Regions from separate parts of the Homo sapiens genome. Here all the other regions are linked to region 3. The links are chromatin contacts, found by Hi-C or POLR2A ChIA-PET in ENCODE. All regions are on one chromosome and are shown on one strand. The core of a region is the stretch at or near the end of the contact, and the rest is flanking DNA. Distances in the headings are between cores, read along the strand shown. Region 1 holds the start of SPINDOC (spindlin interactor and repressor of chromatin binding). Region 2 holds the start of ATG2A (autophagy related 2A). Region 3 holds the start of CCDC88B (coiled-coil domain containing 88B).

Region 1 (3,377 bases), core at 495-2,994, 530 kb before region 3:
AGACTGGCAAAAGCAAGAAGCTGCCTACAACTCCTAACCTGCAGGGACAAAAAGAGGAGGTGGACTGAGTAGAGCCCAGGGGCATGGATCATCCTACAGATGTTGGGACCACAGCTACCTATCCATGAGCTGGAGCCACAGAGAGGCCTCATCTGCTGCTGGAGATGTCACCTGAGCCTGAGCAAGAGAGAGAAAGAGAAGAAATACCATGGCTCTTTCTTTCCTCCTGCCTTCTCTTCTCCTGCCACTGCCTCCCATTGGCTAAACCGAGGCCTGAAGCCAGATGCTCTGGGAGCCTGAGAAACTGCCCCCCGCAAGACTCAGCCCACTGCAATACAGAGCAGAGCAGAGGGGCACGGAAGGGATCTGTAGCAAATGGTAGAGAATGACCATTCAGCAGAAATAGTTAAACAGGCTTGGTAATACCTTTGTTGTAAAACCTTTAAAATATCAGATACACTTGCACATAACAAAATAATTCCCTTAAAAATAGACTGCAAGGCCAGGCGCGGTGGCTCACGCCTGTAATCCCACTTTGGGAGGCCGAGGCAGACGGATGATGAGGTCAAGAGATCAAGACCATCCTGGCCAACATGCTGAAACCCCGTCTCTACTAAAAATACAAAAATTAGCCGGGCATGGTGGCACGTGCCTGTAGTCCCAGCTACCCAGGAGGCTGAGGCGGGAGAATAGCTTGAACCTGGGAGGCGGAGGTTGTGGTGAGCCGAGATAGCGCCACTGCACTCCAGCCTGGTGACAGAGCGAGACTCTGTCTCAAAAAAAAAAAAATTAAAAAATTGACTGCAATCCATATAGACTAGTTCACACCTCTTCTCACACCCCCATCCTACTACGCGATTCTGAATACTACTGTGTCTGGTCTGATATAACGACATTCGAAGATGGATTTTCAGTGTCAGACATTTTGCATTTTCTGAGCTGAAATCTCATGAGGGTTGCTATAGAAGAGGGAGATGCACATTCCATGTCACAGAAGTAAAAGCTCACCCAGAGTGTGGTTATAGGGCAGCAATGTCATGGCAACTGGACTCTGGTCTTGGGGCTCTCAAGGGATTGCTGTGTGTCCTTGGAGAGGGTCACAAAATCTCCGGACTCCCGTGCCAAAAATGGAAATCATACCCATCAGGGTGGTTTATGTCCGCTCACAGTCCACTCTGCTTCTCTTCTTTGCCTTCCCAGAAGGGTCCAAAATGGTTTTTGAAAGAAACGATGAGCCGGACTAAGAAAACAGATAATGTGCCCACGGCCACGGAGCTGGCAGATGAGAAGGAATTCGGTCTCTGCGTTTCCATACCAAGGCCCTTTCCACTCACCCACCGCTTCTCTTCCTGCCCGGGGCATCTGCTGGCGGAGGAAGGCTTGTCCACGGAAAGGCAAAAGCGACTCCCGATCAAAATCCGGGGGCACCTGGTAGCGCTCTCCACGCCAGCAGAAACGCCCAACTGACTTCTTAATGGAGGGAAACCCCGGGCTTGGCCCGCAGACTGAGGGGCCCGCGTTGCGGGTTTTGGGGGCCCCTCTGCCTCTGCGCACCGGGTGGCCCCGGGTCCCCTCGGCCCTTCCCGCCGCCTCCCGGGTCCAGGGTTTCTAACGGGGCCGCGTGCCCGGGGCGGGGCCACGCGCGATTGGCCGCGCGGCATCGGGGGCGGGTCCGCGGCTGGCCGGCCGGGCGGGCGCCGACAATGAGCCTCCATAAAAGGGAGCGGCGGGGGGCAGGGGCCCCGGATTGAGCCCTCCCCGCCCGGGCTCCCGACGCGCCGAGGTCTCGGGGAGGCCCGGACGCGCCGGTCGCAGGCCCGGCCGGCGAGCGGCGGGCGGGCGGCGGGGAGGGGGCTGCGCGGGGCGGGCGGCGGGCCCGGCGCTATTCCGGCCAGGAGGCGGGAGGCGGTTGCCGGCTGCGCGCCGAAGCCTGCGCGCCAGTCCTCCGGCCACTGCTATCGCCCACGGCCGCACCATGGCCCTAAAGGCCGAGGGCGCCGCACTCGACTGCTTCGAGGTGACGCTGAAATGCGAGGAAGGGGAGGACGAGGAGGAGGCCATGGTGGTGGCCGTAATTCCGCGGCCCGAGCCGATGCTCAGAGGTGAGGATGGAGGGGATTCCACTTCCGCGTCACGGTGCGGGGCCGGGGCTGGGGCCGTCCCTCCCCAGTCGGGGTCCGGGACCCGGGCACCTTCTCACCCCCTTCAGCCTTGGGGCCCAGGTTTCCCTCTCGGATCTGGGTCCAGGGCGCGCTCTTGCACCTCCCCCACCATGGTTTAGAAGCTCAGGCCTCCTCGATTTCCCCCTCCCTTCCCCTTTCCCCCGCCCAGGGTCTGGAGACTTCGATCCACGCCCCGCACGCTCCGGATCTTCCGGTGCCCAAGCGCCCCCTCTCCCGGGCCCAGCACCAGAGGCCGGATCCCCAGAGGCGCTGGGTGGTTGCGGCCGCCGTCTCACAGCCTGGGAAGGGGAGGCAAGCACAACGGCCGGGCTGTGTTCTAGTCCGAGGGGCGGCGAAGCCTCTAGGCCGGAGGCTACAGGCGGGCGCCGCTGCCGACCTCCAGGAGAATTTTAAGGGCTCTCCGAGCATAACGCTTCCCTGCCCACCACCCCGCTTCATTCCCATTCCCGGGCCTTCCACTTGCAGGAGCCACAGGTGTCAAGTTCTGGAGAGAAGGGATGAATGGGACTGCATACAACAGCTAGTTTGGAAAAGCAGTGCAGTGCTAGAACGAGATTAGCTTTGGGAGGGGATGGGAGGAACAATCTCAGAACACTCGCTCTCCCCTCCCCCTTCACCGATTTCTAGTCCTCAGGAGCTTGCAAACCGTAAGAAAACAAAGAGCCATCTTTGTGGGAGACTTAATATGCATGAAAATGCAAATATATTTCCATTCTCCCACCCCGCTTTTCTTAGGCGGGATAGTACCCAAAAGAGGTTGAGAGCAGCAATGCCATTCATTGAACTTCAGCCGAACAGAATGATGTCTGCCTGCACTGCCTGTCATCCTTTTTGGAACTGGAAGGGTTATAAAATTCATGAGGGAAATAAAGGTCACCTCCCTTCTCGGAGCATTTAGTCCAAAAGATAGGTTGTTTTCCTACTTCTGCTAATATTTGTTGAGTGTTCATTGGGCATTGTCAGAGGCTGTCTCAGTTAATCCTCTCAACCCTGCAAGGGTGGCCTTATCCCCACTGTTAGGGCAGGAATAGACAGGTGAATTCATTCAACCAATATTCACTGGACGTCTACTTTAGGCTGTTTAGGCTAGTGTTTTTAGGCTGGGAAGTAGTAGTAAACAGAGCAACCGAAACCCTGCTCTTGAAGAACATATATATACCAATGGCTAAAGACAGAGAAATAGGTTCATGTATA
Region 2 (3,320 bases), core at 554-3,053, 580 kb after region 3:
CTGAGGCCTAGAGACAGGACTAATCTAGTCACCCAGTATACAACAGGGACTGAGACTGGGATGCGGGCCTCTTTCTTTTCATGCCACTTCAGAGGCCCCAGATACTCAGTTTCTTTGGGGGCCTTCAAGGCGGGGCCTGCAGGCTGAGCTGGGAGGGAGGAGGGGCTGGTTATCAAGAAAGCGCCTGCATTCCACCAGGGCCCTAGAGAAGCCAATTCAATCCCCAACAAGAGGGCAGGGAACAGGAGTAGGGGCGTTTTCTGGAGCTGAAAGTAAAAAGGGGAAGCCTAGGGCTGGGTATGGTGGTTCATGCCTATAATCTCAGCACTTTGGGAGGCTGAGGTGGGAGGATCCCTTCAGGGGTTCAAGGCTAGCCTGGGCAACATAGCGAAATCCTGTCTCTATAAAAATAAAAAAGGGGCAGCCTAGAGACGGCCTTAGAGGCTGAGGCTAAGGTTAGAGGTCAGAGAGGGCTTCCTACACCAGAATTCACAGACAGCAGGCCACTGGGGGGTGCCCCCAGTTCAGGGCCCACGATTATCCTACCCCACATTTGCTCACCAGGGCCTGGCCTACCCCCAAAGCCTAGCTCTTCTGCCCAGATTAGCAGCCCCCTGAGTCCAGCCACAAAACTGAGAAGTCCCTGCCTCCATGCCCACCCCTGCTGCTCTGGACCTGGTGGATCGACCAGGACGCGCCTCTAATTGGTGGCTCCTTCAAAGCTCCCCAGGTCAGCTGAGCTGTGAGTCAGGGCTCCTCACCGTTCCCAGCCTCAAGCCTCTGACCTTACACCTCTTGGCCTCCCTAGCATCTCCCTTGGCCTCCTCCCGGCTTGAAGCCAGATCTCCCCACCTTTCCTCCAGGGCCTCCCTCCAGGCAGGGACACTGAGCCGGGGGGGTCGGTGGGAGATGTAGGTGGGGGCCATCCAGTCCCTCCCTAGACACCCACTTGGCCCATCCCACTCTCCCAAAAGCAGGAAGTAGGCAGCGACCCAGGCACACGAGGTGTTGATCAACACTGGTACTGACGTACTGACGCGGTTGTTGACATACACATCCGGTGGTTTGTTGATCCCACCTACGGGCTCAGGACCGTGGGGTCAAGAGGTCAGGGCACATGATCCACAGGTGTCCTCGCCAGGGCTCCGGACCCCTACCAGCTTCCCCCACCAGCTGCGCAGGCCCAAGTCTGTCACTGCCCTGGCCCAGCTCAGTTCCTACGCTCCCTCCCCAGCCCCTCCTCAGCCCGAGAGCCAACCTCCTTAACTCAGCCCCCAAACTCGACGAGTTTGTCTTGCATTCTCCAGACAGGTGATCTTGCCCTCTCCAGCCTCAGTTTCTCCTCCCGTGGAGACAGAAACCCCTTCCCGCTCAGTTTCTGGCTCTGGTAAGGAACTGAAGAGGCCAGCCGGGGTGCCTCTGACGCCTGGAGAGGGCAAGATTCCCCTGGCCTCTCTACGCCCGGTGCCTGATCCCCCAGCCCGATCCTGCCGCAGGGAGCCTCAGGTCGCTGCGCTCCCACCCTCCGCACCTTCCTGGACTCGGGCCTGGCTCCTCACCCAGATTTCCAGGTGGATGTCTCGCAGGGCAACGCTGCCCTTGTACAGATCGAGGCTGAGCTGGTCCAGGCTGAGGTGCTCTTGGAAGAAGTGACCTAAGTAGTGGTGCAGCAAGTAGCGGCAGACCCGCTCTTTCACACAGTTTGACCATGGCCACAGCCATCGTGACATCTCGGAGACCGCCGGGCCTGGGCCGCCTCCGCTTGCCGCCCGCCGGCGATCCCCGTCCGGCTCCGCTGTTCACTAGAGCCCCCGGCTCGCCCCGCCGCTTCTCTAGGCGCCAGGCCGCGCCTCCGGACGCCCAGCCACGCCCCCTACGCTCACTGTCATTGGCTATTGCAAAGGGCGAGGCCTACTGATTGGCTGCGCGGGGCGGAGCCTTCGGGCGCGAAAAAGGGACTGGGCTCTCTGCATGATATAGGGCTCTCAATCATGATTTACGCTTGCGTAAAGTACTGTGTGGGAGGACCTTTAACCTCCCCTCTACAGGCTCTGGGAAGGCTGTTGCTCCAGGTGCCGGCCCCTCAAAGGAATGCGCATGTGCTGATTCGTCCAACCACTTTAAGTGGTTGGGGAGGATTTAAAGGGACAGTGTCCCATCAAACTTCGTAGAAGCCTTCCCCAGAGGAGTAAACTCAGTGCGCGATCTTAAGCGCGCATCTGTGGAAACAATTAAGTGAGTAAACATTCGCATTTTGCAAAATCTTTTACCATCCTTTATCTCATTGAGCCCTCTTAATAATCGCTCAAGGTAGGGATTATTGCCACCGCTTTACAGGTAAGAAAACAGATTAAGATACGAGAAAGACCCTGCCTCAAAAACAAACAAAAATAAATAAGGGCTCTGAATCCATCACCAAGGAAGGTCTTTTTTCCCCTCCTCACCCCGGAATGCTCAGAGGGAGATTAACTGACCCTCCCTTCTCTCTGCCGTCGGTCAGGCCTTAGGCACCTCTCTGAAATAATAATAGCTTTTCATATCTCTAGTCCTAAAATCAAAGAATGGATTCTGCCTCCTTTAAGCAGGGGGGCATTGTTTTTGTACGGCCTTTGAGCTAAGTATGGTTTTTATGTCTTTTAAATGGTTAGGGGAAAAATCAAAAGAAGAATGAACTTTTCATGGCATGTGAAAAATCATATGAAATTCACATTCCAGTGTTTATACATAACGTTTTAGTGTCACACAGTCTTGCTCATTTGCTTAAGTTCTGCCCCGGGCTGCTTTCTTGCTACAAGAGCAGAATTCAGTACTTGAGACAGAGGCCTGCAAAGCCTAAAATATTTATTTTCTGGCCCTTCACAGAAAAAGTTTGCCAACCGCTGCTCTGTAGGGGGCAGCCACACAAAACCTCTTACATCATGGGCGACTTCAGGAACAGCCATAGGTAATTATGTTTCTTTTCTTTTCTTTTTGAGACAGACTCTCTCTGTCACCTAGGCTGGAGTGCAGTGGCACAATCTTGGCTCACTGCAACCTCTGCCTCCTGGGTTCAAATGATTCTGCTGCCTTGGCCTCCCAGAGTAGCTGGGATTACAGGCATGCACCACCGCACCCAGCTAATTACCGTGTTGGGCAGGCTGGTCTCGAACTCCTGACCTTAGGTGATCAGCCTGCCTTGGCCTCCCAAAGTGTTGGGATTACAGGCACGAGCCACCGTGCCCGGCCTATGTTTCTATTTTATTTATTTTTTTTGAGACAGAGTCTTGCTCTGTTGCCCAGGCTGGAGTGCAGTGGTGCAGTCTCCTCTCACGCAACCTCTG
Region 3 (3,342 bases), core at 800-3,299:
TTATAAAAATGTCACTAAGAAAAGAGAATGCTGCCAGTTAACGATGTCCCAAGGTTCTTTCATCACTAGAATTTTTCTTTTGTATTTCTCGAAAGAGCTCTGTTTCACTTAAATGTAGATTCTTATCATATATAATTCTCATGCACACATAAAAAGGATAATAGAAGCAAAATAAATTGGTTACCATGTTCAGAAAACTCCTTCACATTTAGAGTCCAACTTGTTTGAATCATTTTTGGTCTGAGAGTCGTGATGTCTGTGTCTGCCTGCCACCTCCTTCTCTGAGTCCTTGAGAGTTCTACGGAGAGCAGTACTGCTCCAAACATTCCATAAAACAGCCAGGCGCTCTTAAGCCAGCTTTACAATTGTGCAGATGAAGTGGAGCCGAGTTTTCACTCTGCTCTAGGAGTGTCACTGACAGGCCGGGCGTGGTGGCTCACACCTGTAATCCCAGCACTTTCAGAGGCCGAGGTGGGTGGATTGCCTGAGGTCAGGAGTTCGAGACCAGCCTGGCCAACATGGTGAAACCCTGTCTCTACTAAAAACACAAAAAAGCATCTGGGCGTGGTGGCAGGTGCCTATAATCCCAGCTACTCAGGTGGCTGAGGCAGGAGAATTGCTTGAACCCGGGAGACGGAGGTTGCAGTGACCCGAAATTGCACCATTACACTCCAGCCTAGGCGACAGACACAGCGAGACTCCGTCTCACCAAAAAAAAAAAAAAAAAAAAAAAGGGAGTGTCACTGACAAGCCTGGTTCCCTTCCCCTGGGGTTTCCCACCATTTGAGTCCCAGGGCTAAAAAGGGTTCTGCTTGCCTCTAGGATTTCTTCCAAGCTGCTGACACTCTTCTGAAGGATTTGATGCTGGTGCTTTTCAGGTGTGGGTCCTGACAGTGATGTTGGGACGGCAGCTAGCCAGACAGCAACTGTACCATGTAAACTCACTTCAGAGGTGTAGAATGGGGGCTGCGTGAGGCAGCTCATGCCGTCATCTCAGCCCTTCAGGAGGCCAAGGCGGGAGGATCACTTGAGCCCAGGAGTTCGAGACCAGCCCGGGCAACACAGCAAGACTCTGTCTGTACAAAAAACAAGCAAAATAATTAGCCAGGTGTGGTGGCACACACCCGTAGTCCCAGTTACTCAGAAGGCTGAAGTAGGAGAATTGCTTAAGCCCAGGAGGTTGAAGTTGCAGCGAGTTGTGATCTTGCAACTGCACTCCAGACTAGGTCACAGATTCAGACTCTGTCTCTTAAAAACAAAACAAAACAAAAAGTGAAACGTGAACATTAAGCATCTTGGAATAGATAAAACATGCATAATTTCCAATCTTTTTGCTGACCATGCTTCCAGCTGCCTCAGAGCAGTTGCACATTCTGTTCCTGCTGCCTGGAATACCCTCCCTTCCTTTCCACTTTGCCCTGTTAACCCAGCCATCCCTGATCTCATGCGTACTCCAGGATGCCTTCCCTGATCATCCTGCCGAGGTCAAATCCCCTCCCCTTCATAGCACCTAGTATGGCTACAACAGTCTCGAGTGTATAGAGGATGGGGTGGGGTGAGGTCACAGGAATGATGCTCCCTTCTATCTGGGGTTCAAGGGAGGCTTCTTGGAGGAGCATCTGAACCAGGCTTCCCAGGGGATGTGGTTTGGGTAACTTTGAGAAATACTGAAGGGAAAAGAAAGAACGCTGTAGTGAGTGAAGCCTGGCATTTGGGAAGATGGGTGTGTGGGTGACCAAACTCACCACGCAAGGCCCAGAGCCCTTTTGAGGCCCTCGAAGGTCCCAGGCTGGGGTCATCCTCTCCAGTTTCAGTTTGAGAAAACAAGGCCCAGAGAGGTGAAGGGCTGTTCGGTCATTGCCCATGGAGCCAGGGGAGCTGTGGGCCTTCCGCCGCCAACCTCTGGGCTAGCCCTGCAGAGATGCTAGGAGGATGCAGGGAGGTGAGGTGGGGGCTGAGGTAGGACTCAGACTGCCCAGGCCCGCCTGCACCCGGAAGGAGGAAGCTGCACAGGGTGTCTGTGGCTGGCCCCGGGATCCCCCACTCGGGGACTTCCTCTTCCTCTCAGGGCAGGTGCAGCTGCCACAGTGAGACGGGCACCCCGACCCGGGCATGGAGGGGGGCAAGGGGCCCAGGCTCAGAGACTTCCTGAGTGGGAGTCTGGCTACCTGGGTGAGGGGGCAGGTGGCAGCGGGTTGGGGAGGGGAAGTGAGCCCCAGCCAGGGGCTGGTGTTGGCGCTGGCCGGGGGAGGGTGAGGCAGAACCAGGCCGGAGGGGAGGGCTGGGTTCAAATGTGGGGGATGGAGATATGGTGTGGGGGGCTGTGGTGAGGGAAGAGGGGACAGAGGCACTCAGAGGACGGGTGAGAAGGGGTGCTTGGGCTCACTGGGGCAGGTCGGAGGGGCTCAGGGTTCACTCTGCTGGTCGGCTGACCCCTCTGGGCTCCTCACAGGCGCTGGGACTGGCCGGGCTGGTCGGGGAGGCGGAGGACTCGGAGGGGGAAGAAGAGGAAGAGGAGGAAGAGCCGCCCCTTTGGTTGGAGAAGAGATTCCTGCGCCTCAGCGATGGGGCCCTGCTCCTCCGGGTGCTGGGCATCATGTAAGGGGCATCGGGCCGGGGCGGTGGCGGGGAAGGATCTGAGAGGAGGGGAAGCGGGTGGGCGGAGCCTGATGCTCAGTGGGCGGGGCCTGAGGGACGGTGGGCGAGGCCTGTTGACGGGAGGCGGGTCCTCGAGCCCACCTCCGGCTCATAGTGCCCCCAGCTCCCGAGGGGGACCTCGGATGCTCAGAGGCCTTGACGGACCTGCTGCCTGGCGAGTGTGGAACCTGAACCACCTGTGGGGCCGACTGAGGGACTTCTACCAGGTAAGGGGTCTCGAGGGAAAGGCGGAGACAGGAGGGGAAGAGGAGCCCCTTCGGGAAGGCGCCTCATATAGTCTGCCTCTCTGCCTCCAGGAGGAGCTGCAGCTGCTGATCCTGTCGCCACCCCCAGACCTCCAGACATTGGGATTTGACCCTCTCTCAGGTGCTCTCCCCACCCACACCCTCCTGCCTCTGCCCCCGCACTACTCTACCTTCCCCGCCCCAGTTAACCCCTTGTGGCATGTGCCTTGCAGAAGAAGCGGTGGAGCAGCTGGAAGGCGTTCTTCGGCTACTGTTGGGAGCGTCAGTACAGGTGAGCCGGCGGTGGGAAGGAAAGGTTAGGGTCGAGCTTTGGCGGTAGAGGAGGGAGATCCTGCACCAGCTCCCCTTCCTGTCTCCCCTCAGTGTGAGCACCGGGAACTCTTCATCCGCCACATCCAGGGCCTCAGTCTCGAGGTCCAGAGCGAGCTGGCCGCTGCCA

The links. A loop is a pair of places that touch in the nucleus more often than their neighbours do. ChIA-PET counts read pairs that join two places held with the same protein, here RNA polymerase II (POLR2A). Pooled maps may share reads with other maps.
Region 1: a pooled map shows a loop between it and region 3 (4-fold over the local background). The contact joins the promoter of SPINDOC here to the promoter of CCDC88B in region 3. A Hi-C loop is called at or near these places in 2 of 50 pooled maps. POLR2A ChIA-PET finds 5 or more read pairs at or near these places in 2 of 52 experiments (GM12878 and activated CD8-positive, alpha-beta memory T cell).
Region 2: a map with no recorded cell type shows a loop between it and region 3 (6-fold over the local background). The contact joins the promoter of ATG2A here to the promoter of CCDC88B in region 3. A Hi-C loop is called at or near these places in 1 of 37 single-sample maps with no recorded cell type and 4 of 50 pooled maps. POLR2A ChIA-PET finds 5 or more read pairs at or near these places in 1 of 52 experiments (Caco-2).

Annotation. Positions count from the first base shown.
Region 1 is chr11:63,811,712-63,815,088 of GRCh38, forward strand. SPINDOC (spindlin interactor and repressor of chromatin binding) reads left to right here and starts at 1,745. Exons shown (of 6, transcript NM_138471.3): 1 at 1,745-2,102. The coding sequence starts at 1,976. RefSeq lists silencers at 1-120, 1,381-1,850.
Region 2 is chr11:64,915,406-64,918,725 of GRCh38, forward strand. It overlaps ATG2A (autophagy related 2A), which reads right to left and starts at 1,804. Exons shown (of 41, transcript NM_015104.3): 1 at 1,560-1,804. The coding sequence starts at 1,730. It also overlaps a transcript of PPP2R5B not described here. RefSeq lists a silencer at 1,716-2,025 and an enhancer at 2,076-2,205.
Region 3 is chr11:64,338,155-64,341,496 of GRCh38, forward strand. CCDC88B (coiled-coil domain containing 88B) reads left to right here and starts at 2,050. Exons shown (of 27, transcript NM_032251.6): 1 at 2,050-2,172; 2 at 2,453-2,598; 3 at 2,753-2,864; 4 at 2,955-3,024; 5 at 3,116-3,174; 6 at 3,267-3,342. The coding sequence starts at 2,113. LOC102723878 (a long non-coding RNA gene) reads right to left here and starts at 2,638. Exons shown (of 4, transcript NR_188518.1): 1 at 2,387-2,638; 2 at 1,746-1,924. RefSeq lists silencers at 2,589-2,668, 2,689-2,738.